Linked DNA regions of Homo sapiens: regions 2 and 3 are each linked to region 1. Evidence: chromatin loops called from intact Hi-C (ENCODE). Cell type or tissue: A673. All regions are shown on one strand.

What was found. A loop is a pair of places that touch in the nucleus more often than their neighbours do. Peaks named below come from ENCODE experiments on the same cell type or tissue, not always from the same donor. Only the 100,000 strongest peaks of a DNase experiment are listed, where the experiment ranks them.
Region 2: a loop joins it to region 1, with 4 times the contacts of the local background. A loop is called at or near these places in 5 of 110 quality-filtered maps.
Region 3: a loop joins it to region 1, with 6 times the contacts of the local background. A loop is called at or near these places in 2 of 110 quality-filtered maps.

What each region holds. Positions count from the first base shown.
Region 1 is chr12:70,730,004-70,738,003 of GRCh38, reverse strand. All of the region lies in intron 6 of PTPRR (protein tyrosine phosphatase receptor type R), which reads left to right. All of the region lies in intron 1 of LOC124902960 (a long non-coding RNA gene), which reads right to left. Among named protein-coding and RNA genes, the nearest start is that of PTPRB, 97 kb to the right of the region's middle. In A673, CTCF peaks have their summits at 4,436 (motif pointing left), 7,597 and 7,808 (motif pointing right); DNase peaks (open chromatin) are centred at 4,403 and 7,833; H3K27ac peaks cover 380 bases.
Region 2 is chr12:69,775,850-69,783,849 of GRCh38, reverse strand. The region is part of intron 3 of RAB3IP (RAB3A interacting protein); the gene reads right to left. Among named protein-coding and RNA genes, the nearest start is that of RAB3IP, 41 kb to the right of the region's middle. RefSeq lists an enhancer at 1,384-1,553. In A673, a CTCF peak has its summit at 3,797 (motif pointing left); a DNase peak (open chromatin) is centred at 3,789.
Region 3 is chr12:71,627,634-71,635,633 of GRCh38, reverse strand. ZFC3H1 (zinc finger C3H1-type containing) reads left to right here. Exons shown (of 35, transcript NM_144982.5): 10 at 54-191; 11 at 809-930; 12 at 1,330-1,479; 13 at 2,196-2,370; 14 at 2,617-2,748; 15 at 3,120-3,662; 16 at 3,747-3,856; 17 at 4,680-4,811; 18 at 4,913-5,034; 19 at 5,924-6,025; 20 at 6,597-6,716; 21 at 7,700-7,883. Among named protein-coding and RNA genes, the nearest start is that of ZFC3H1, 32 kb to the left of the region's middle. In A673, no CTCF peak of the experiment used is centred here; no DNase peak of the experiment used is centred here; H3K27ac peaks cover 218 bases.

The DNA.
Region 1 (8,000 bases):
CGCTTTCCCTAGTAGAGGTACATTTCGATGCTTAAAGATTTTAACTTGGAGAATCTTTAATCATTCCTCCACTGATCTCTTTTTGGGACATATGAGTAAAGAGAAGGGAATAGAATTAATATGACTGCATATCAGAGCATAAAGTGTAAAAAATACCCTGGAAGTTAAAATCTGTATTCATGGCTGCAAATGGTGGCTCACGCCTGTAATCCCAGCATTTTGGGAGGTTAAGGCAGGAGAATCACTTGAAGCCAGGAGTTTGAGACCAACCTGGGCAACATAGTGAGACCCCGTCTCTACAAAAATTTTTTAACAAATTAGCCAGGCATGGTGGTGTTTACCTGTACTCCCAGCTACTTAGGAGGCTGAGGCAGGAGGATATCCTGAACCTGGGAGCTCAAGGTTGCAGTGAGCTGTGTCACACCACTGTACTCCAGCCTGGGCAAAACAGCGAGACTTTGTCTCGAAAGATAGATAGATAGATAGATAGATAGATAGATAGATAGATAGATAGATATTCATTAAATAGACCCATAATCGAAAATGGATCCAACTCTCTCATTTTCTGTCAAATAAAAATGGGGCCCAGAATCTTTCTCTTAGGTCTTTGGTGAGGTTCTGTAAAAGCACAGCCTGAGACAAGGGCTCTTGTCCAAATGATGTGTTGAGAAGATGCTCTCAGGGGAAGCTTATTAGGAAAGCAGGGCAAGCAGAACAGAGAAGAGGACAAGCAAAGAGGTGGTGGTAGCAGCCATCTACCCTCAGCCTGATTGCACAGGGATCTCTGAGCATGAGTGGCCCCTCATGGACAGTTGTCTCACCTTGAGGTGAGGGGGCTGAGCCTCTGCACCCTCATGCCAGCCAACCACTGACTCCAGGCCACCCAGGGATGGTGGAGGCATAACTTCCTAGGCACCTCTGGCTCAGCAACACCCATCAGCTGAGGGGGCTGCTCCAGCGAAGTGGCAGCTGGGCACCACTAACAGGCTACCCTCCCAGCAGTGGGGCAGGAGAGGATGGGGCACCAGCTGGAGAAAGGCGACCTGGGTGGGGCACCAACAGCATTACTGTACTTGCCAAAGGTCGCAGCAGAGCTAAGTTTACACTCCAGGTTCCTTTGATTTTCCCAGGCCATTATACACGTACCACACGGCCTCCTTCAAATAAACACCATTCATTCTATTGGAACCTATGACCCAGCCCCATTGAACACAGTCTATCAACCATGACTCAGTTGCTCAGCCTGACAACATGAGGGCTTATAAACATAAAATATAGCAAACACGTAGAAGTAAATTCCAGTTTAACTCCAAATAACATCAATAAAAATAACAACTCAGTATGCCCTGTTGACCCTTCACATGCATTATCTCATTTCACCAACCCAAGGGACTTTTTATCCCCTCCTTAGAGTGGAAACTCATGCTCAGAGAGTATAAGTTATGGCCCTAATAACTTAATAGTAAGTCAGTAGGATTGTGAGGGTGACAAATAGAATGCGAACCCAAGCAGTATTGCTCCAGAGGCTGTACTCCTAATTAATAATAAATTGGCATGCTTTGGGGGTTGGGAGGAGGCGTACACACCTATAATCTGTGGGAAATCAATTTTAAAATAAACTACAAATCAGTATATTTAGCAAGTAGGTATATTATGGAGCGTCACACTGTTTTTCCTCTTAGCAAATTTTATGCTTGGCTTTCAGAATATTTTTCAGATTTTAAATCAAGCAAAGTGCAATTTCATGAGGTGGACTCAAAACACTCATGACAGATAACCATTTCACTGCCATTCTAGAAGCACATTGTCTGTCTCAGTTTTTTCCTTAATCTGATTTTTGCCATTCTGGAGGCCTGGTGGTAATCTGACATAAATGACCAAGAGGAAGGTGAACACGAATAGAGCAAAGAAGCCAAAGTGAGGGGGCTATAAGGCAATAATTCAGAATACTCAAGTCAGAAAAGGATGGAGTGGTCTCCATATTGTTCAAACATCCTGCATAATAACTCGCCCACTTCATTGTGTGTGTGATTGTCAGTGGAGGTGGCAGGAACAGCAGAGAAGCACATGGTCATGCCTGCACTAAGCTGCTGCCCGTGCTGCTGTAATAGAAGGATGCAGAGTCACAGCTGATGGGTTGGACACTAACCTGCCACCTGCCAACCACTGTGCTTATGTATGATCTCAGACAACCTTCACAACATCCTGGAGGCAGGCAGTATTTCTATGCCCATCTTGCAGTTATGCTAACAGAGAGACTTAGAGAGATAAGTAATATGCTCAATGTCACAAAGAAATAAAAATCTAGCCAAAGATACAATCTTGACAACCTGCTTACAAAATCTGCACGTAACTACCATGTCTTACCTTTTTCTAGGTGATACAGATGACAAAATTTTAATCTTCTGATATGGTTTGGCTATGTCCCCACCCAAATCTCATCTTGAACCGTAGCTCCCATAATCCCCACATGTCATGGGAGGGACCCAGTGGGAGGTAACTGAATCATGGGGGCAGGTTTTTCCCATGCTGTTCTCATGATAGTGAATAAGTCTCACGAGATCTGATGGTTTTATAAAGGGCAGGTCCCTTGCACACACTCTCTTGCCTGCTGCCATGTAAGACATGCCTTTGCTCCTCCTTCACCTTCTGCCATGATTGTGGGGCCTCCCCAGCCATGTGGAACTGTGAGTCCATTAAACCTCTTTTTCCTTATAGATTAACTCAATCTCAGGTATGTCTTTATTAGCAGTGTGAGAACGGACTAATCACCTTCTAACATTTTTATAAAATATTTTCATATTCTTATACTTGTATGGGGATGTCCAGAGCTGAGGGAGGCACTGGAAACATGCACAAGCCCTTCATGAACAGTGAGCATCAAGCTGTTCTCTTTATTTGTCAGATTTTATATAGGTAGGTTGGAATTCTGGAGGGTTATGAACAAAATTTTCATAGGGTTTTTTATTCTAAAAAAATAAAAGACCCCACAGGAATGAAGAAAAAGGAGGCAAAAGTTTTGAAACCTGCCTGAAAATTAATGGTACGTCATGAGACAAAAATGTAATCTTGTTAAGTGAAAGAAATGACAGTGGATACAACCCAGGGTGAGTAAAACAGGAGCCAACATATATTATTTAAGAATTAAAAGTAGAGGAGCTTTGCCTAAAAAGGTAAAAATTGGCCACTACTCATTGGAAAGCACAGGCCTGGCATAATTTCTCTCCAAGCAGACCCTGAAATGTTTAAGCCATTGTAGTCTAATGAGTCCTGAAAGTGTAGACCTGGCAGTGGCTCTAAGAGGAATCACAGTAATTGCTCCTTTCCTTTCCTTGCCTTCCCTTTCTCTACTTGTGGTCCCTGGCAGAGCAGCAGGAATAAGTCCCACTGAGTCCTCTAACTGCTGTATCTGCCCCCAGACCACCCCTCATACAGGCTGCTTCACCCTGAGGTTCAAGCAGAAAGGACTTCTCAGCCCTTCCACCCTGACCCCCAACAATCCTTCAACATCCATTAGCCTGCAACCCCATCCAGGACACTGCTTCCAGCTTTACAGGGTACTCTCCATTTGCACTCATACCATGGGGGACAAAATCTAACTACCCTGGGAACTCTTTTGGCAATTCAGTAGGGTGTGCATTTCTATAAAGTTCTTTTTGTCTTGACCCTAAAGAAGAGGTGGTCGTGGTACAATTTTTTGAGATTCAAATTCTCTGATTCCTCTACATGTGATTAATTAGAGTTTCACTTTGGAGGGTACTAAATGCAGTGCTTTTTAAAATGAGATTTTTTTTTATTTTTGCTAGGGGACCATGTTCCAAATCTTGATGTATAGGTTGACAGAATTAGGTGAAATGGCCTGTTCTGAAGAAGCGTTTTAATCAGGGCAGGCACAGATAATTCCCAGCATAAGCTTTGCTTCCTATTTTAAGAGCGACCAGTTCTGAATCTTAGATACTGTGTCAGGAGGTTTTTCCTTGCAGCCAGAGACTTTTGCCTTAGGAGTTTTTGGAAATGTGTCATAAAGCTATGTAGTTCAGGGTCCCACTATGTGCATTTTATGAACTGCCCAAACATTGTTTTCCTGGGAAGTGAGGCACCACTCTCCTCTCATCAAATTCACCCAGATATTAGCACATGACCTCTAGAGCAGAACAGTGAAGAATCACAAGTTACTCATGGCAGGCGACTTGAACACAATTATTTTTCAACTGATGTGGGTTTTTTCTGTAACATAAAATATACACTTCAATTTATTTATATAAATATAAAACTATCTTTTTCTGGAAATCTTATAAAAACCACTTTAAAGTGTCGTTCCCATTTAGCAATGCAGCATGATTATCTGGGTACAATCTAAACATGGAGAGAGCACTGTTCTCAGACACATCCTGATGAAGCTCACGATTGGAGGACGTGGAATTAGTTCCCTCTAGTGGAGAACTTCATGTTGACACAGTTGTTAGCCCCTTGTCTCATGGAAGGAAAAGAAAGGTGAAATCTTTTTTTTTCTTTTTTTTTCTTTTTTTTTTTGCCATAATTTTTCTTTTTTTCTTTCTTTTTTTTTTTTTTTTTTGTTGTTGTTTGTTTGTATTTTTTTTATGACAGCGTCCTCTCTGGCGGGTAAGGCATAATCTTTTTTTGGTATATACCTTAGAAAACAGGTCTCAGTGTAGTGATGAAACAGCTTTAACTTGAGAATTGACAAATTCTTGTGAACACTTTTAAATATGATATACTTTCTAACAATGCTTGGCATCCAATCATTTTCATTTCTCATTATTTTAAGTAATTTTAACAACAGTGTATCAAATGAAATTATTGTTCCCTAATAATGTCTTATAGTGTATACATTTGTTTATTTAAGGAAACCTTTTTTTCCAAATCATGGATTAAAACACAGCCCTCAAGGATTCTCCCCTTTTCCAGGCCCTCCCCATCCCACCTGCCTTACTTTTCATTTCCTGCGTTTTCCCTCTCGGCTTTGATTTCCCTCAAGGCGGTGTCTGTAGCACAATGCCTACCACCTTGTACGTGTTCCATAAATATTTGTTAAATCTCAATATGAAAAAAGGAACAAGTTCTTGGACATCAAGTTAATTTTATAGGAAGAAATATGTTTTAAAAAAATAAAAATAGATGATGCGCCGGGCATAGTGGCTCATGCCTGTAATCCTAGCACTTTGGGAGGCTGAGGTGGTCAGATCACAAAGTCAGGAGTTTGAGACCAGCTTGGCCAACATGGTGAAACCCCATCTCTACTAAAAATACAAAAATTAGCCAGGCGTGGTGACGTGCGCCTGTAATCCCAGCTACTTGGGAGGCTGAGGCAGTATAATTGCTTGAACCCAGGATGCGGAGGTCGCAATGAGCTGAGATCATGCCACTGCACTCTAGCCTGGGCAACAGAGCAAGACTCTGCCTCGGAGGAAAACAAACAAAAAAAAAATGGATGCTCACCACCACCTCGCCCTTGCCCCACAGAAGCCTGTGGTGCTGGCAGGTTGCCTGGCCTCATTAGACATCGAGAGGGAGCCCCTTGGAGCTGTGCTCCCTGCATGTCCTTGGCAATGTCACGCTGCACCTGGGGCTCTGAGGGGAGCTCCTAAAACCCTCACGGTCCCTGCTGTGAATATGATCTTCTGAATCATTTGTTTTACTCTTGTTACGTTGGCTCCTAACTTAGCATGTTGTTACCAAATCCCTATTCAGAGGAATATTTTTTCCTGACAGAATCCTTAGTCTACTTAAGGTTTCTAAGAAAAAAAAGTTGGAATTTTAAACCCACCTTAATCAAAAATAAGAGTAAAAATGATGAAGTACTAAAGGATCTATGAGAATGAATACATTCAAAGTATGGCAGAGGCCCACTTTGCCTGAAGGAATATACCTCAGATGTGGATCCTTCATCTTGTCAGTCTCCAGAGGATGGTCAGCCCTACTCAAACACCTGTCCGTTTTTCCAGGCAGCTCTTTTTTTCATTGCCCAAGGCAGCTTTTTAAAATCAGTGTTGCTGTCCTTAAATTCTCTTCTCCCATCCGATACATAGAAAAATACAGAATCTAGGAATAAACCATCCTAAATTACCTCTCTTGTTCCCTGACCCCATCAAGAACTCACACATGTGTGTGTAGGCACACGTGCACACAGTAGGATCTCCTGAGAGCTTATTCGTTTTTGTTTTCCTACTTCCTAATACCACACACATAATAGAGGTTCTCTAAAAATTGACTGAATGATACAGAGTTAGCCTTACTCATGGGAGTTAGACATATTCGTCTATTTCAGCTCTAAAACATCCAGTTGATTCTAGAAAGCCCAGAGAAAGGGAGAAATTCTCACTTGCCACCTCCTTCACGGGTGCTTAAATTATCCAACCACCCTATGTGGCCAATTGGTTTTTAAGGTCTGTGGTCGTGGCCCCTCTGCTCCTGTTTAATGAATAAACTTTGTAAACTTTAAGAGACTCTATCCTGAACCTGTTAATACAGCGTAAATATGCATCAAGACACTTAAGAAAATATCCTACAATTGAGTGGTTCCATATTAGTGAAAGAATGGTCTAGAAATCTAGAGAGAGGTCTCAGACAAGGCGATTGCAAGTTTCTCCAGGTGAGGCAATACTTCCTCATCTTTGAACATTGTGTAGAGGGGTGACTGTCCTTACCATTGCTTTCCTATTTGTACATGTTTAAACTCCAACATTTTTTTTTCATTTCTGGGGAGGGATTTTTCTTCCATCCAAATTTTTGATCCAGGTAATCATTATAATCTTGACCAATGGTTTAACTTTCCATCACAGTTTCATAGAAGAGAGTTGTTTATTTCACTTTAAAGTATATTTTCTTTCTTTTCCTTCCTCCTTCCTTCCTCTCTCTCTCCTTCCTCCTTCCTTCCTCTCTCTCCTTCCTCCTTCCTTCCTCTCTCTTGCCTTCCTCCTTCCTTCCTCTCTGTCTCCTTCCTCTCTCTCCTTCCTCTCTCTCTCCTTCCTCTATCTCTCCTTCCTCCTTCCTTCCTCTCTCCTTCCTCCTCACTTCCTCTCTCTTTCCTCTCTCTTTCCTTCCTTCTGTCTCTCTCTCTCCTTCATTCTCTGTCTCTCTCTCTCCTTCCTCCCTCCTCTCTCTTTCTCTATCTCCTTCCTCCTTCCTTCTGCTCTCTCTCATTCTCTCTCCTTCCTCTCTCTGTCTCTCTCTCTCTCTCCCCCAAGCTGGAGTGGCGTGGCATGATCCTAGCTCACTGTAACTTCAAACTCCTGGGCTCAAGTAGTCCACTCGCCCCAGCCTCCTAAGTAAATAGGACTATAAGCACATGCCACCATGTCCAGTTAATTCTTTTATTTTTTGCAGAGATGGGGGTCTCACTAGCTGATCTCCAACTCCTGGTCTCAAGTGATCCTCTTGTCTCAGCCTCCCAAAGTGCTAGAATTACACGCATGAGCCACTGTGCCTGGCCTCTGATTTCTACCTTTTTTTTTTAATTCATTTATTCTTTTGAGACGGGGTCTTGCTCTGTCACCCAGGCTGGAGCACAGTGGCATGATCTCAGCTCACTGCAACCTCCTCCTCCAGGGTCCAAGCTATTCTCCTGCCTCAGTCTCCCAAGTAGCTGGGGTTACAGGTGCCCGTCACCATGCCCGGCTAATTTTTGTATTTTTAGTAGAGACGGGGTTTCACCATGTTGGCCAGGCAGGTCTTGAACTCCTGACCTGAGGTGATCCACCTGCCTTGGCCTCCCAAAGTGTTGGGATTACAGGAGTGAGCCACCAAGCCAGGCCTTCTAATTTAAATATGTTCTTCCATATATGACCTGCAGGTGGCAGAGTGAAACAGCACTATACTGTAAAAGTAAAAATCGAGGCTTGGGTGTGACAGAAATTCTCATTAGAACTTACATCCTCTAGGGTGATACTAGTGAAATCTAGTGTGGGCAGGGTGTCTCACAAAATCTTTAACACAATGTCAATAATAGTTTGCTTGGAATTATTATTTTTTCATTGTTT
Region 2 (8,000 bases), 950 kb after region 1:
TTCTCAGAATACTAAGAGAATGTGGATAAACTGCTCACAATGCATGATCACCAGATGTACAAAAGCAGCAGGAAATTAAAGCTACAACAGAGGTACCCTACAAAGCAACAAAACCCAAAAATCACCAAGAAATACTCCACAAGCACAGGACTCTATCTTTGGAGAAAACTCGGAGAGCAAATCTAAGAATAAACGGAGAGAAAGCAAAAGGTTTTCACAGGCTCCAACTTGCAGGTGACTGCAAAAACCTGTATAGTCAGTCCTATAGGCAGCAAAGAGTGCTACGAAGCTCTAAACCCTCAAACATCTTAGAGGAGTACGTAACAAAGAGCCCTCACCAGAAGGACGGAGTCTCACCCTAAGGGGAAAAAAACTCGGAAGTCTCAAACAAAACTGCAGGGCAATGAAGACAGGGAGAAGGAAGGATAAGATATAAAGAGGGAAGGGAGTGGCAAAGTTCCAAAGGAAACAGTTGACAGAAAATACTAGAGAGAGAAAATAAGTATCCTATGATGGGATGCTAAGCATGTAAAGCTCTCAGAAACAGTGCGCTGGAAAAGAAAAACCTTTTTGACCAAGGATTACCTACGAGACAAAGGAGCTACACACACACTCCAAAAACAACAGAGGAGAAAGACCTTCAAATGTAAACTGATAAAGCTATCCTGATTTATTCTTTCATAGGAATCTCTTCCTAATAGTCCAGGGAAATCCAGATCATTTAAACATGGGAAACAAAAATATGTAAAGTTATCACAATAATAAAGTTAAATACAAAGCCAAGTCACCTACAAGGGAAAGAAAATCAGACTGGTACCGAATTTCAACAGCAACATTTATGTTAGAAAACAATGAAGTAACATTTTTAAGTTACTCAAAGAAAAAAATGTGAGCTGAGTATTTTATAGCCAGCCAAAGTGTCCTTCAAGTGTACGACCACAAAGTCATAAACCTGTAAGACCTTAGAAAATCTCTCTCCTATGAGCTTGCCTGAGTGGACCAGAGAATGTTTCAGATTAAAAAAACAAAAAAAAACAAAACAAAAAAACTGGATAAGCTGTAACATGATGGACTGGGGTAAGAAGAAAATACATCTAACTTTAGAACTAAAACTAAAAGATGGGAATATCAAGAGAATGAGAAGACAAGACACAAATTGGGAAAAAAATATTTGCAAATGACCTATGTGATAAACTACTGTTATCCAAAATATACAAAGAACATTTAAAATCCAACAGTGAGAAAAGAACGACCCAATTAAAAACTGGGCAAATGACCAAAACAGACACTTCACCAGAGAAGGCAGATACACAGATGACAAACAAGCATGTGAAATGATGATCAACATCATATCTTATTAAGGAACCACTAATTAAAACAATGAGATGGCTGGGTGCAGTGGCTCATGCCTGTAATCTCAGCACTTTGGGAGGCTGAGGTGGGCGGATCACGAGGTCAGGAGTTCGAGACCAGCTTGATCAACATGGTGAAACCCCGTCTCTACTAAAAATACAAAAATTAGCCACGCATGGTGGCGCGTGCCTGTAATCCCACCTACTCAGAAGCCTGAGGCAGGAGAATCACTTGAACCCGGGAGGTGGAGATTGCAGTGAGCCGAGATCGCGCCACTGCACTCCAGCCTGGGCGATAGAGCGAGACTCGATCTCAAAAAGAAAAAACAGAACAAAAAAACAATGAGATACCCTGCATACCTACTAGAATGGCCAAAACTCAGAACACGAGTTAGTGGTGTTGTAACTGTGGTGGTAATATAGTTTTTTAATCCCCCAAAGGGGGATTAAAACTGGTAATATCAAATGCTAAAGAGAATGTGAACAAATAGGAACTCTAATTTATTGCTAGTGACAATGCAAAATGGGAAAGCTACTTTGGAAGATAGTTTGGCAATTTCTTACAAAGCTAACCATACTCTTATCATGGGATCCAGCGATCACACTTGTTGGTATTTGCCTAAATTAGTCAAACACATGTCCACACAAAAACCTGCAAACACATATTTACAGCAGCTTTATTCACTCATAACTGCCCAAACTTAGAAGCAGCAGATGGCCTTTACTAGGTGAATGAATACACTGTGGTACATCCAGACAGTGAAATATCATTTTGTGCTAAAAGAAAATGAACTAACAAGCCATGAAAAGACATAAAAGAAGATTAAATGCACATTACTAAGTGAAAGAAGCCAATCTGAAAAGGCTACACACTATATGATTCCAACTCTATGACAATCTGGAAAAGGTAAGACTACAGAGATGTTAAAAAGATCAGTGGTTGCCAGGGTTTTTAGGGAGGAAGGGATGAGCAGGCAGAGTAAAGAGGATTTTTAGGTCAGTGAAACTATTCTGTAAGATACTATCATGGTAGACACATGCCATTATACCTTCATCAAAATCCACAGCATGTACAACACCAAGAGTAAACCCTAATGTAAACTATGAACTTTGGGAGACAATGTGTCAATGGAGGTGTATTAATTTTAAGAAATGTACCACTCTGGTAGGGAATGCTAACGGGGGGGATGCTGTGCGTGTGTGGAGACAGCAAGTACATGGGGACTCTGTACTTTCAATTTTGCTGTGAACCTAAAACTGCTCTAAAAACTGCTCTAAAAGTGTCAATTTTTTAAAAATGGAGATAAAACTGACAAAATGGTATAAAAATGATATAAGCTCAAGGGATGTAAAATAACACATATTATTTTTAAAAACCAAAAAAATTATAAGAAAGGTGAAACTAAGTGTACTAACTTCTTAAGTATTACTTGGAAAAAGAGTTACAACTTGAAGCTCTCAAATCAACTGGGATAAACCCAAGTACATTTATGAACACAGTGATTGGCATTAAGATAATACTTGTAACTAAAATCAAATGATACAGGAAAAGGGAAGAGACAGTTTAGTATTGTTTATGGCAGGAAACAAAGGTAGTATATAAAGAACTTTTAAGATATATAAATGCATTTGATTAAAAATAACAAAACAAAAATCAAACCTTCCAAAATACTAATTAAAAAAAAAAAAGATTTAGGAGGAATCAAGCACACTAGTGCCTAGGCAGCAAGCTTCATCTGCCCACTGACATTGGTCTTGGCAGCAGACCTGAAAGTTACCCTGTAAATTGGCTCCAACCCTTCTGCTACCCAGCCATGGGCCCAGTTTATTACTGCTTGCACAAGGACCCAGAAGAAGATTTACCCATATCCCACAACCCAGGAATGATTTGTCTGTCTGAGCCTCCTTGAAGGACCTGTCAGCCTTTGTCCCAAAGCAGGTCCTAAAGGATCCCACTCTCTACTCTAGCCTCTCTCACTACAGTCAGGGAAATGCCCCACCTGTGCAGGGAGCTTCTAGGGGAAGCTTGCCTGCCTGGGCTACCCTGGTGGGTTTGCCAGCCTCTGTCCCACAGCAGTGAAGGGGCCCAGACTCGGCTCCAGCCCCTCTCCCTGCAGTTGGTAAACTGTCCCATCCATGCAGGAAATTACTGGGAAGCATGGATGTAGGCCACTGGTGCAAGCTCACCAGCCTCCATCCTACAGCAGAGTGTAAGGGGTCCCAGTCTCAGCTCCAGTTCCTTTTGCTACAGTTGGGGAACTATCCCATCTGTGCAGGGAATTGCGGGGAAACATGCATCTGTCTAAGCAAATGGGACAGGCTTCCAGGTTCGGGTCGTTGGCCAACTTCCTCACAGTCAGGGTACCCCTACCTTGAGTCATCATTAGGTATATCCTGGCTGGAGCACCATGTCATCTTCGTGGTAAAAATGGGCTTAAGGCGCCCTCTACCGCTGAAATGGCTGCAGCAGTCACAGGCTTGACAACAGCCAGTCTTAGATCTCTAGATAGGCCCACTGAAGGATGGGCACAAAGTCACACTGCAAAGACTTGAATAAATAACTAATTCGTTAATAAGCAGACATCAGTGTACATCCACAAGCATTCAGAACAATCAGGGAACTATGACCTCACCAAAGAGACAAAATAAGGTACCAATAACAGACCCTAAAAAGATGGAGATGTGTGATCTGTCAGAATAAAAATCAAACTAGCTGTGTTAAGGATCATCAGTGAACTTCAAGAAAATACAGATAAACAATTCAGAAATTTATCAGAAAAATTTAAGAGAGACGCTGGAAAAAAAAAAAAAAATTCCCTAGCTAGAATGTGCAGTGAAAGCAGTGAAAAATGCAATAGAGCTTCAACAACAGAATTAACCAAGCGAAGAAACGATGAGTGAGCTCAAAGGCAGGATAAGTGAAAAATATACAGGTAGAGAAGAAAAAAAAAAAGACTAAAGAGGAATGAAGAAAGCTTACAAGATCTATGGGATAGCATCAAAAGAGAAAATGTTCGAGTAATTGGAGTTCAAGAGGGAATAAAGAAAGACAAATGGGAGGAGGAGCCAAGATGGCCGAATAGGAACAGCTCCGGTCTACAGCTACCAGCGTGAGCGACGCAGAAGACGGGTGATTTCTGCATTTCCATCTGAGGTACCGGGTTCATCTCACTAGGGAGTGCCAGACAGTGGGCGCAGGCCAGTGTGTGTGCGCACCGTGCGCGAGCCGAAGCAGGGCGAGGCATTGCCTCACCTGGGAAGCGCAAGGGGTCAGGGAGTTCCCTTTCCGAGTCAAAGAAAGGGGTGACGGACGCACCTGGAAAATCGGGTCACTCCCATCCGAATATTGCGCTTTTCAGACCGGCTTAAGAAACGGCGCACCACGAGACTATATCCCACACCTGGCTCAGAGGGTCCTACGCCCACGGAATCTCGCTGATTGCTAGCACAGCAGTCTGAGATCAAACTGCAAGGCGGCAACGAGGCTGGGGGAGGGACGCCCGCCATTGCCCAGGCTTGCTTAGGTAAACAAAGCAGCCGGGAAGCTCGAACTGGGTGGAGCCCACCACAGCTCAAGGAGGCCTGCCTGCCTCTGTAGGCTCCACCTCTGGGGGCAGGGCACAGACAAACAAAAAGACAGCAGTAACCTCTGCAGACTTAAGTGTCCCTGTCTGACAGCTTTGAAGAGAGCAGTGGTTCTCCCAGCACGCAGCTGGAGATCTGAGAACGGGCAGACTGCCTCCTCAAGTGGGTCCCTGACCCCTGACCCCCGAGCAGCCTAACTGGGAGGCACCCCCCAGCAGGGGCACACTGACACCTCACACGGCAGGGTATTCCAACAGACCTGCAGCTGAGGGTCCTGTCTGTTAGAAGGAAAACTAACAAACAGAAAGGACATCTACACCGAAAACCCATCTGTACATCACCATCATCAAAGACCAAAAGTAGATAAAACCACAAAGATGGGGAAAAAACAGTACAGAAAAACTGGAAACTCTAAAAATCAGAGCGCCTCTCCTCCTCCAAAGGAACGCAGTTCCTCACCAGCAACAGAACAAAGCTGGATGGAGAATGATTTTGACGAGCTGAGAGAAGAAGGCTTCAGACGATCAAATTACTCTGAGCTACGGGAGGACATTCAAACCAAAGGCAAAGAAGTTGAAAACTTTGAAAAAAATTTAGAAGAATGTATAACTAGAATAACCAATACAGAGAAGTGCTTAAAGGAGCTGATGGAGCTGAAAACCAAGGCTCGAGAACTACGTGAAGAATGCAGAAGCCTCAGGAGCCGATGCGATCAACTGGAAGAAAGGGTATCAGCAATGGAAGATGAAATGAATGAAATGAAGGGAGAAGGGAAGTTTAGAGAAAAAAGAATAAAAAGAAATGAGCAAAGCCTCCAAGAAATATGGGACTATGTGAAAAGACCAAATCTACGTCTGATTGGTGTACCTGAAAGTGATGTGGAGAATGGAACCAAGTTGGAAAACACTCTGCAGGATATTATCCAGGAGAACTTCCCCAATCTAGCAAGGCAGGCCAACGTTCAGATTCAGGAAATACAGAGAACGCCACAAAGATACTCCTCGAGAAGAGCAACTCCAAGACACATAATTGTCAGATTCACCAAAGTTGAAATGAAGGAAAAAATGTTAAGGGCAGCCAGAGAGAAAGGTCGGGTTACCCTCAAAGGAAAGCCCATCAGACTAACAGCGGATCTCTCGGCAGAAACCCTACAAGCCAGAAGAGAGTGGGGGCCAATATTCAACATTCTTAAAGAAAAGAATTTTCAACCCAGAATTTCATATCCAGCCAAACTAAGCTTCATAAGTGAAGGAGAAATAAAATACTTTATAGACAAGCAAATGCTGAGAGATTTTGTCACCACCAGGCCTGCCCTAAAAGAGCTCCTGAAGGAAGCGCTAAACATGGAAAGGAACAACCGGTACCAGCCGCTGCAAAATCATGCCAAAATGTAAAGACCATCGAGACTAGGAAGAAACTGCATCAACTAATGAGCAAAATCACCAGCTAACATCATAATGACAGGATCAAATTCACACATAACAATATTAACTTTAAATATAAATGGACTAAATTCTGCAATTAAAAGACACAGACTGGCAAGTTGGATAAAGAGTCAAGACCCATCAGTGTGCTGTATTCAGGAAACCCATCTCACGTGCAGAGACACACATAGGCTCAAAATAAAAGGATGGAGGAAGATCTACCAAGCCAATGGAAAACAAAAAAAGGCAGGGGTTGCAATCCTAGTCTCTGATAAAACAGACTTTAAACCAACAAAGATCAAAAGAGACAAAGAAGGCCATTACATAATGGTAAAGGGATCAATTCAACAAGAGGAGCTAACTATCCTAAATATTTATGCACCCAATACAGGAGCACCCAGATTCATAAAGCAAGTCCTCAGTGACCTACAAAGAGACTTAGACTCCCACACATTAATAATGGGAGACTTTAACACCCCACTGTCAACATTAGACAGATCAACGAGACAGAAAGTCAACAAGGATACCCAGGAATTGAACTCAGCTCTGCACCAAGCAGACCTAATAGACATCTACAGAACTCTCCACCCCAAATCAACAGAATATACATTTTTTTCAGCACCACACCACACCTATTCCAAAATTGACCACATAGTTGGAAGTAAAGCTCTCCTCAGCAAATGTAAAAGAACAGAAATTATAACAAACTATCTCTCAGACCACAGTGCAATCAAACTAGAACTCAGGATTAAGAATCTCACTCAAAGCCGCTCAACTACATGGAAACTGAACAACCTGCTCCTGAATGACTACTGGGTACATAACGAAATGAAGGCAGAAATAAAGATGTTCTTTGAAACCAACGAGAACAAAGACACAACATACCAGAATCTCTGGGACGCATTCAAAGCAGTGTGTAGAGGAAAATTTATAGCACTGAATGCCCACAAGAGAAAGCAGGAAAGATCCAAAATTGACACCCTAACATCACAATTAAAAGAACTAGAAAAGCAAGAGCAAACACATTCAAAAGCTAGCAGAAGGCAAGAAATAACTAAAATCAGAGCAGAACTGAAGGAAATAGAGACACAAAAAACCCTTCAAAAAATCAATGAATCCAGGAGCTGGTTTTTTGAAAGGATCAACAAAATTGATAGACTGCTAGCAAGACTAATAAAGAAAAAAAGAGAGAAGAATCAAATAGACACAATAAAAAATGATAAAGGGGATATCACCACCGATCCCACAGAAATACAAACTACCATCAGAGAATACTACAAACACCTCTACGCAAATAAACTAGAAAATCTAGAAGAAATGGATACATTCCTCGACACATACACTCTCCCAAGACTAAACCAGGAAGAAGTTGAATCTCTGAATAGACCAATAACAGGCTCTGAAATTGTGGCAATAATCAATAGTTTACCAACCAAAAAGAGTCCAGGACCAGATGGATTCACAGCCGAATTCTACCAGAGGTACAAGGAGGAACTGGTACCATTCCTTCTGAAACTATTCCAATCAATAGAAAAAGAGGGAATCCTCCCTAACTCATTTTATGAGGCCACCATCATTCTGATACCAAAGCCGGGCAGAGACACAATCAAAAAAGAGAATTTTAGACCAATATCCTTGA
Region 3 (8,000 bases), 900 kb before region 1:
GGTTAAATGACATCCTTTTGTTATCACGAGTAATAAATATATTGTCTTTGCAGCTTCCAAAGCATAAATCAGTGGTTGTAACACTAAATGATTCAGATGATAGTGAATCTGATGGAGAGGCTTCCAAGTCAACAAATAGTGTTTTTGGTGGATTAGAGTCCATGATTAAAGAAGCAAGACGAACTGCTGAGGTAAGTGCAATAATTAAAGGTGGAAAGAAAGATGACCTTTTGATGATCAGTAAAGTTTATTTTTTCCTGAAAATTAAACCATAAAGTTATAGATTTTTAATAACATTGATTTGTGGAAATATTTTAAGTATTTGTGCTATTAGGACTTTATATAATGAAGCATGTATCAATGTAGATTGATTTTACTATTAAAAGTTTCCATTATTTGTGTTTCCTATTAAGTATTTCCTTTTTCAAAATAGTAAAATTGGTTGGATAATTGTTCTGTGTAGTAAGGAGACTGTTGTTTTAGAGTTGTGTTGTGTTACCAGAAAACAGTTTTTATTAAAATGTATTCTCTAAGTACAACTTTTATCGTTTTTTCCCTATTTCAGTAGTTGTTTAGCTGTGATTTAATTCAATGATTTTCAGACTGTAGATCTTCACTACTTGGTGGCGTATACAATTTAGTAGTTATCAACCAACATTGTTTTAGAAAAAAGAATAGAAAATGATGACATTCAGGTATTTCTAAATAAATTCAGTATACACTGGGTTGCAATGTAAAATATAAATCTTAGTATGGAATTTTGGAAAGCTGATGATCTAGTTGACTTCAAATGTTTTTTTTTTTTTAGCAAGCTTCAAAACCGAAAGTACCTCCAAAATCTGAAAAAGAAAATGATCCTCTGCGAACACCGGAGGCTTTGCCTGAAGAAAAGAAGATTGAATATAGATTGTTAAAGGAAGAGATTGCCAAGTAAGTGTAATTTTATGTAATTAACATTAAAAGTATGTGATGTTTTCAAAACTTCTCTTATAGAGTTTCTTGGCACTGGGGAATGAGTGATGATAGTTTTATCCAAGATACAGAGTTAATGTTTTATAACTCACACAGAAGATGGTGCTGGATGGTCATACATACACTTGAATAGAGTGATGTGCTAGGACATAACCAGCTTAGAAAAAAGATGAAAACACTCAAAGAGAAGGACTCCACTATCAACTTTGAATGCTGACTTGGGTCTTGCATATTGGTCATCATCTTTATTATTAGTCGGTGTGATTAATATTGTTACTGCATGAAATAGAATACATTTTAAAAATAGTTTAAGTTTATTCTTGGGTGTAATGCATATATCCTTTTTGATAATTTTAGCCGTGAGAAACAGCGTTTGATTAAATCAGATCAGCTGAAGACAAGTTCATCATCCCCAGCAAACTCTGATGTGGAAATTGATGGTATTGGCAGGATAGCAATGGTTACTAAGCAGGTTACAGATGCAGAATCAAAACTGAAAAAACATAGGTGAGCCTTGTTATCTTCACATATCTAATTGTTCCTGTGGTAGAGAAATACATTTTTGTGGTGTATGTTATTAATAAGCGTACTATAAGATTATACATTTTCTCACTTAAACTTTGTAGAATGTAGAAGTCTGTCATTTTGTTGAATGACACTACATTTACATAAAGTAATGAAATTAATGTTTAAATAAAAATACCGGCCAGGCGCGGTGGCTCACGCCTATAATCATAGCAATTTGAGAGGCCGAGGTGGGTGGATCACTTGAGATCAGGAGTTTGAGACTAGCCTGGCCAACACGGTGAAACCCTGTCTCTACTAAAAATACAAAAAAATTAGCTGGGCATGGTGGTGCATGCCTTGTAATCCCAGCTACTTGGGAGGCTGAGGCGGGAGAATCGCTTGAACTAGGGAAATGCATTCCCACTGTGCCTGGCCCAACGTTGAATATTTACTACAAGTTTTCAACAGTAATTCACGTTACCTCAGGCTTAAATTTTTTTTTTTAAAAGATCAGTCTCATAGTTACTATTATCAGTGTAGCAATGTTAATTTAAATACCTGTGTGATGAATATAAAAATATTCATCCCTTTACATTTTTATCTGTGTCTCGTAGATGCATTTTTAAAAATTGTGTTATTACTTTGAAAATTTTTTTATTCTGACAGTCTGCTCTTGTAGGGAAACATTAACAAGAATTTTGTTATTTCTCATTTAGGATTCTCTTGATGAAAGATGAATCTGTTTTAAAGAATTTAGTGCAACAAGAAGCTAAGAAGAAAGAATCTGTTAGAAATGCTGAAGCAAAGATTACAAAACTTACAGAACAGCTTCAAGCAACTGAAAAAATTCTTAATGTTAACAGAATGTTTTTGAAGAAGCTTCAGGAACAAGTAATTATTTTAAAATACTGTAGTCTCCTGTTTACTACACATTTTTATAGGCCAAATTTTCTGTAAGACAAACCACTGTATACTAAAGCCAGCAAAATATGCATAACCTATAGTTTCTTGTTGAGAAATAATATTGGAATATTTTTATTTTCAGTTGAATGCTCAAAAGCCACGGTGTTTGAGAAGAAGAAATTTCCTGTTTTAAGGTTTTCATTTACATTTTCAGGATTATTCTATATTTTTCAGATTCACAGAGTTCAACAGCGTGTTACAATTAAGAAAGCTTTGACTCTAAAATATGGAGAAGAGCTTGCTCGGGCAAAGGCAGTGGCCAGTAAAGAAATAGGAAAACGTAAACTGGAACAAGATCGCTTTGGGGTGAGGGTTTTATAGAAATATTTTACTTTTGGAAAGCAGAAAGTTTTTATGATAGTTTTAAGGGTAAGATGTATATATAAAGTAACTCTTTGCTGTAAATTCCAAGAGATTAAGATTAAAGCTTTGTTTTTAAATGACATCCACATTTTTGGATGTCTACTTTATTATTTTGTCTTGACTTTGTTTTTGTCATAAGTCATAGATTAACTAGCAAAACTTTTGGCTACTTATGTTAAACTCTGTTTTATTCTCCATATTGATTTAGTTTTATAATGTTGGCATTGTATGGTGGGGATAGCACAATTATCTTACCAAAAATTGTTTATAAAATCACAGTGATGTAAAATACGTGTATCATTTTTCTCCCTTAGCCAAACAAAATGATGAGACTGGACAGTTCTCCAGTATCAAGTCCAAGAAAGCATTCAGCAGAACTAATTGCTATGGAGAAAAGACGGTTACAAAAGCTAGAATATGAATATGCCCTGAAAATTCAAAAATTAAAAGAAGCCCGTGCCCTTAAAGCAAAGGAACAACAAAATATCTCTCCAGTTGTGGAAGAGGAACCCGAATTTTCTTTACCTCAACCCTCACTTCATGATCTGACACAAGATAAATTAACCCTGGACACTGAAGAAAATGATGTTGATGATGAAATTTTGTCTGGTTCAAGCAGAGAGCGAAGAAGATCTTTTTTAGAATCCAATTATTTTACTAAACCTAACCTTAAGCACACTGATACTGCTAACAAAGAATGCATAAACAAACTTAATAAAAATACTGTAGAAAAACCAGAACTTTTTCTAGGGTTAAAAATTGGTGAATTGCAAAAATTGTATTCAAAAGCTGACAGCCTAAAACAGCTGATTTTAAAAACCACCACAGGCATTACAGAGAAGGTTTTGCATGGTCAGGTAACTGAACATTTCATATTTTCTTTAAAATCTGGAATTCACCCAGCCTTATTTGCCTTACAGAATTATTATTTTCTTTTGCAGGAGATTTCTGTAGATGTGGATTTTGTCACAGCACAAAGTAAAACAATGGAAGTGAAGCCATGTCCTTTTAGACCCTACCATAGTCCTCTTCTAGTTTTTAAGTCCTACAGGTATAAAAGAAAGATTCAATAAGCTTGAATTTCAGGATTTCTGTTTGGTTTTTAATATTTTATCTTGAATATTTGATGATAATGAAAAAGCAATTGAATCATTGCTATTGATAACCAGACTTACCCTTTTAAGGAACATAAAAATTAAGTGTCCTGCCGTTGGGCTCAAACCACACTCTTGGATTTATCAGTTCGTATCAAATTCCAGTTTCTGGCTATTGGTAGAAGTGTGGAGAATTTTGGATTTCTGTTTGTTAGGAATTTTAGGAAAAATAATTGGAATCTTAGAGGTTTTTTTTAATTTTTGATTTTTAATTTTACTGTTATTCAGTCTAAGAAGTGCATTGGCCAGCCTTCATAAAATTTATTTAGACATTTTCATATGATTAACTTTGTGGGTCCCCCATTTAGACTTTTAAAAGTTGTGAGAATGTTAAAGGGTTGCATGTTTTTATCTTAAAATTGTAAAGCACCTTCCAGGTAATATAGACTTTTTCCAGATTTTCTTGTCTTGGCTGGTAATGTGTGTAAGAAATACCGGTATTATATAGTATTTTATTATGTGGTGAGAAACTACTTTTAGAATACAAGGTTTTTTTTCTGTTTAAACTATTTTATGTTCTTGGTATAAAAGCAACTTGTTTCTATCCCTTGATATTCTAGGTCTTTTCTCGAATTAATTTTGGCATTAATTTAATTAGATAAATAGCTCATAAATAGTAAGCATGGAAATTTTAACTTGAGAAAGAAAAACTAAAGTTTTCTTAGTTTTCTGAGGAATGTTTGTTGGGCATAATATACCTGTTCACTCTCTTCACCTTAGATTTAGTCCATATTATCGAACCAAGGAAAAACTTCCCCTGAGCTCAGTATCATACAGTAATATGATTGAACCGGATCAGTGTTTCTGCCGTTTTGATTTAACAGGAACATGTAATGATGATGATTGTCAATGGTGAGTAGTTTTTGTGAACATTTTGTAATTTGAAAAATGGTCTTGTTTGCTTAACTTTGATATGTACATGATTATCTTTTCTGTGTTTTTTTTTATCTTAGGCAGCATATACAAGACTATACACTTAGCCGAAAACAGTTATTCCAGGACATTCTGTCATATAATCTGTCTTTGATTGGTTGTGCAGAGACAAGTACTAATGAAGAAATTACTGCTTCAGCAGGTTTTTAAAGACTTCCTATTCTCTCCCAAATGAAAATTGAATTTAGGCAACTTAAAAATTCTATATTAGTTGTTGACATTGTAAAATACTTACTATAATTCAGTGTATTTACCCATAATACTTTATCTAGATTTGCTGTATCCAGTATAATTACGGTAAAAATTTACTTCCTCTGTTACACTAGCCACATTTCAAGTACCCAATGGCCACATGTGGCAAGTGCATGCCAGTAGGACAGCACAGATTTAAGACATTTCCAACATTTCAGAAAGTTCTTTGGACAGAGCTCATTTAAATATTTAGTTCCATTTATTTAAAAGAAAATATTAAGCTATTTGTATAGAAACTTTACTATTGATTTTAACATAGGAGCCTATTTTTACTTATTGTTTTCAAAAAATAGAGGAAGGCTGGAAATTACGATGGCTGTTGTTTCCAATTCTATAATGAAATAAGACTTGATACACTTGTGAGCAAATATTATTAAGCTTTTTCTCAGATTTGGTGCCAAGTAATAAACCTCAAGCTACAAATCTTTTGGAAGTAAAGAAAATAATAATTACTAAATTTGGTGTTATCACAGCCCAGAGTGATTGTAATGTCACTGAATCTATTTTATCGCTCCCAATTTGGGACTTTAACTTAATTACTTAGTTCATTTTAGGAACTACTTTTTTTTTTTTTTAATCCCAAATGGGGTATATGATGTGGTAGGATTTGCCATAGTAGTTAAGATAATACAGGCTTTGCCCTTTCAAATGCCATAGGTGTTATTGACTAGTACCATATAATCGCCTTTAATTCTTAAACTAGTTCACGTCATACATTTTAATTATCCTAGTCTCTGTAATTGATATTTATCATGAAGATTGCATTGCTCTTATTTCAGAAAAATATGTTGAGAAACTTTTTGGAGTAAACAAAGATCGAATGTCAATGGACCAGATGGCTGTTCTCCTTGTTAGCAATATCAATGAAAGTAAAGGTCATAGTAAGTACATATATAAGTGTGTGTGTGTGTGTGTGTGTGTGTGTGTGTGTGTACTGTATCTCTTTCTGAAAAGGACTTTTTAGTTTCTGTATGACAGAAATTTTGTTGGTATTATGTTCTTAATGTAATACATATCATTCCAGGCTGGGTGCGCTGGCTCACGCCTGTAATCCCAGCACTTTGGGAGGCTGAGGTGGGCTGATCACTTGAGGTTAGGAGTTCGAGACCAGCCTGGCCAACATGGTGAAACCCCGTCTCTACTAAAAATAGAAAAATTAGCCGGGTGGTGGTGGCGTGTGCCTGCAGCCTCAGCTACTTGGGAGGCTGAGGCAGGAAAATCACTTGAACCCGAGAGGCGGAGGTTGCAGTGAGCTGAGATCGCGCCACTGCACTCACTGCACTCCAGCCTGGGTGACAGAGTGAGACTTCCATCTCAAAAAAAAAAAAAAAATACGTATCATTTCTAAGATGGAGTGAATGTAGTTCTTCTCAAATATTATTTGAGTATCCTTCAAAATGTTAAAAAAAAAACTAGTTATATCAATTAACAATCTTCTCCTATCTACTTTAGCTCCTCCATTTACAACCTACAAAGATAAAAGAAAGTGGAAGCCAAAGTTTTGGAGAAAACCTATTTCAGATAATAGCTTCAGTAGTGATGAGGAACAGTCTACAGGACCAATTAAGTATGGTAAGAAGTTATGTAATTTAAGATCCAGAATTATTAAATTGTGGTGTTCCATCTTTATTTAACACTTTGCTAATCCTTTGGTGTATCAGCCTGCCTGGTTAAAAAAAAATTTTTTTTAAAAACGATGCCATTGGGTTTTTAGACAATACAGTTAATTCACTGTGCAGGATTGCCTCTGAAATTGCGGGATATTTGTGTTCATGGCTCCTCTCCAGTAAATGCAAGGAGCACTGCTTAGTTAATAATTATGACTGCTTCAGATATTTCCAAACATACATTAGTTGGTGGGGAAGGTAGCTCCCGTTTGAGAACCACTGCCTAGCCTGTGTCCTCCTTAAGGGCAGGTGTTCTATTTTACTTCATCTTTGAATATGTTTTCTGACATGCAGAAGGCTCAAAAGATGAGAATGAACAAATGATGAATGAACTAATGAACAAAATAATGTATGAATGAGTGCCTGTATGTTAGGCACATTTTACTTTCTAATTTCAAGTTTGCATTATTTGTGAATTAGCAAGTATCCAAGAGATGTATGCTATTATGTACTTATTTACACTAACGTAACACTGTTTTTCTAGTTTAGATATAGTAGAATAATCTTTATAAATTATGACTTTTAATTTCTTAATTATAATTTGCAGTTTAACAAATGTGAATTCATTTGATAATAATGAAAAAGCAGTTGAATCATAGTTACTGTTAAGTGGACTGAAAAGGTAATGTCACTTAGCCTTAAAATAGCAGAGTTCTAATTACTCCTTTTGTTCTGGTGTAATTTTTAGTAGCACCTCTTTCCACTCAGAAGGGTCCTGGTTTGGGTGATAAATTATGTCATAGCTCTACCTTAAAGCTGTGAGCTAGTACATGTCATTAGAATCTTTAGGTTTTTAAGTTACTTTAAAGATGAGACCAATTGTTTTCTTTTTCTTGCATCTGTGGACTAAAGAAAATGTGAAGCTAATAATACTTTTTTTTTAAATAGCTTTCCAGCCAGAGAACCAAATAAATGTTCCAGCTCTGGATACAGTTGTCACTCCAGATGATGTCAGATACTTTACAAATGAGACTGATGACATCGCTAATTTAGAAGCAAGTGTGCTTGAAAATCCTTCTCATGTACAACTTTGGCTCAAGCTTGCGTACAAGTACTTGAATCAAAATGAGGGGTAGGTCAACTTCAAATCTTTGTGTAAACAGTTGCACATTTATATTTTTATGTTTGAGGTTTTTTTACCTATGGTAATCAGTCAGGTTTCTTTCCTAGTATCAATGGAGTCTTTGTT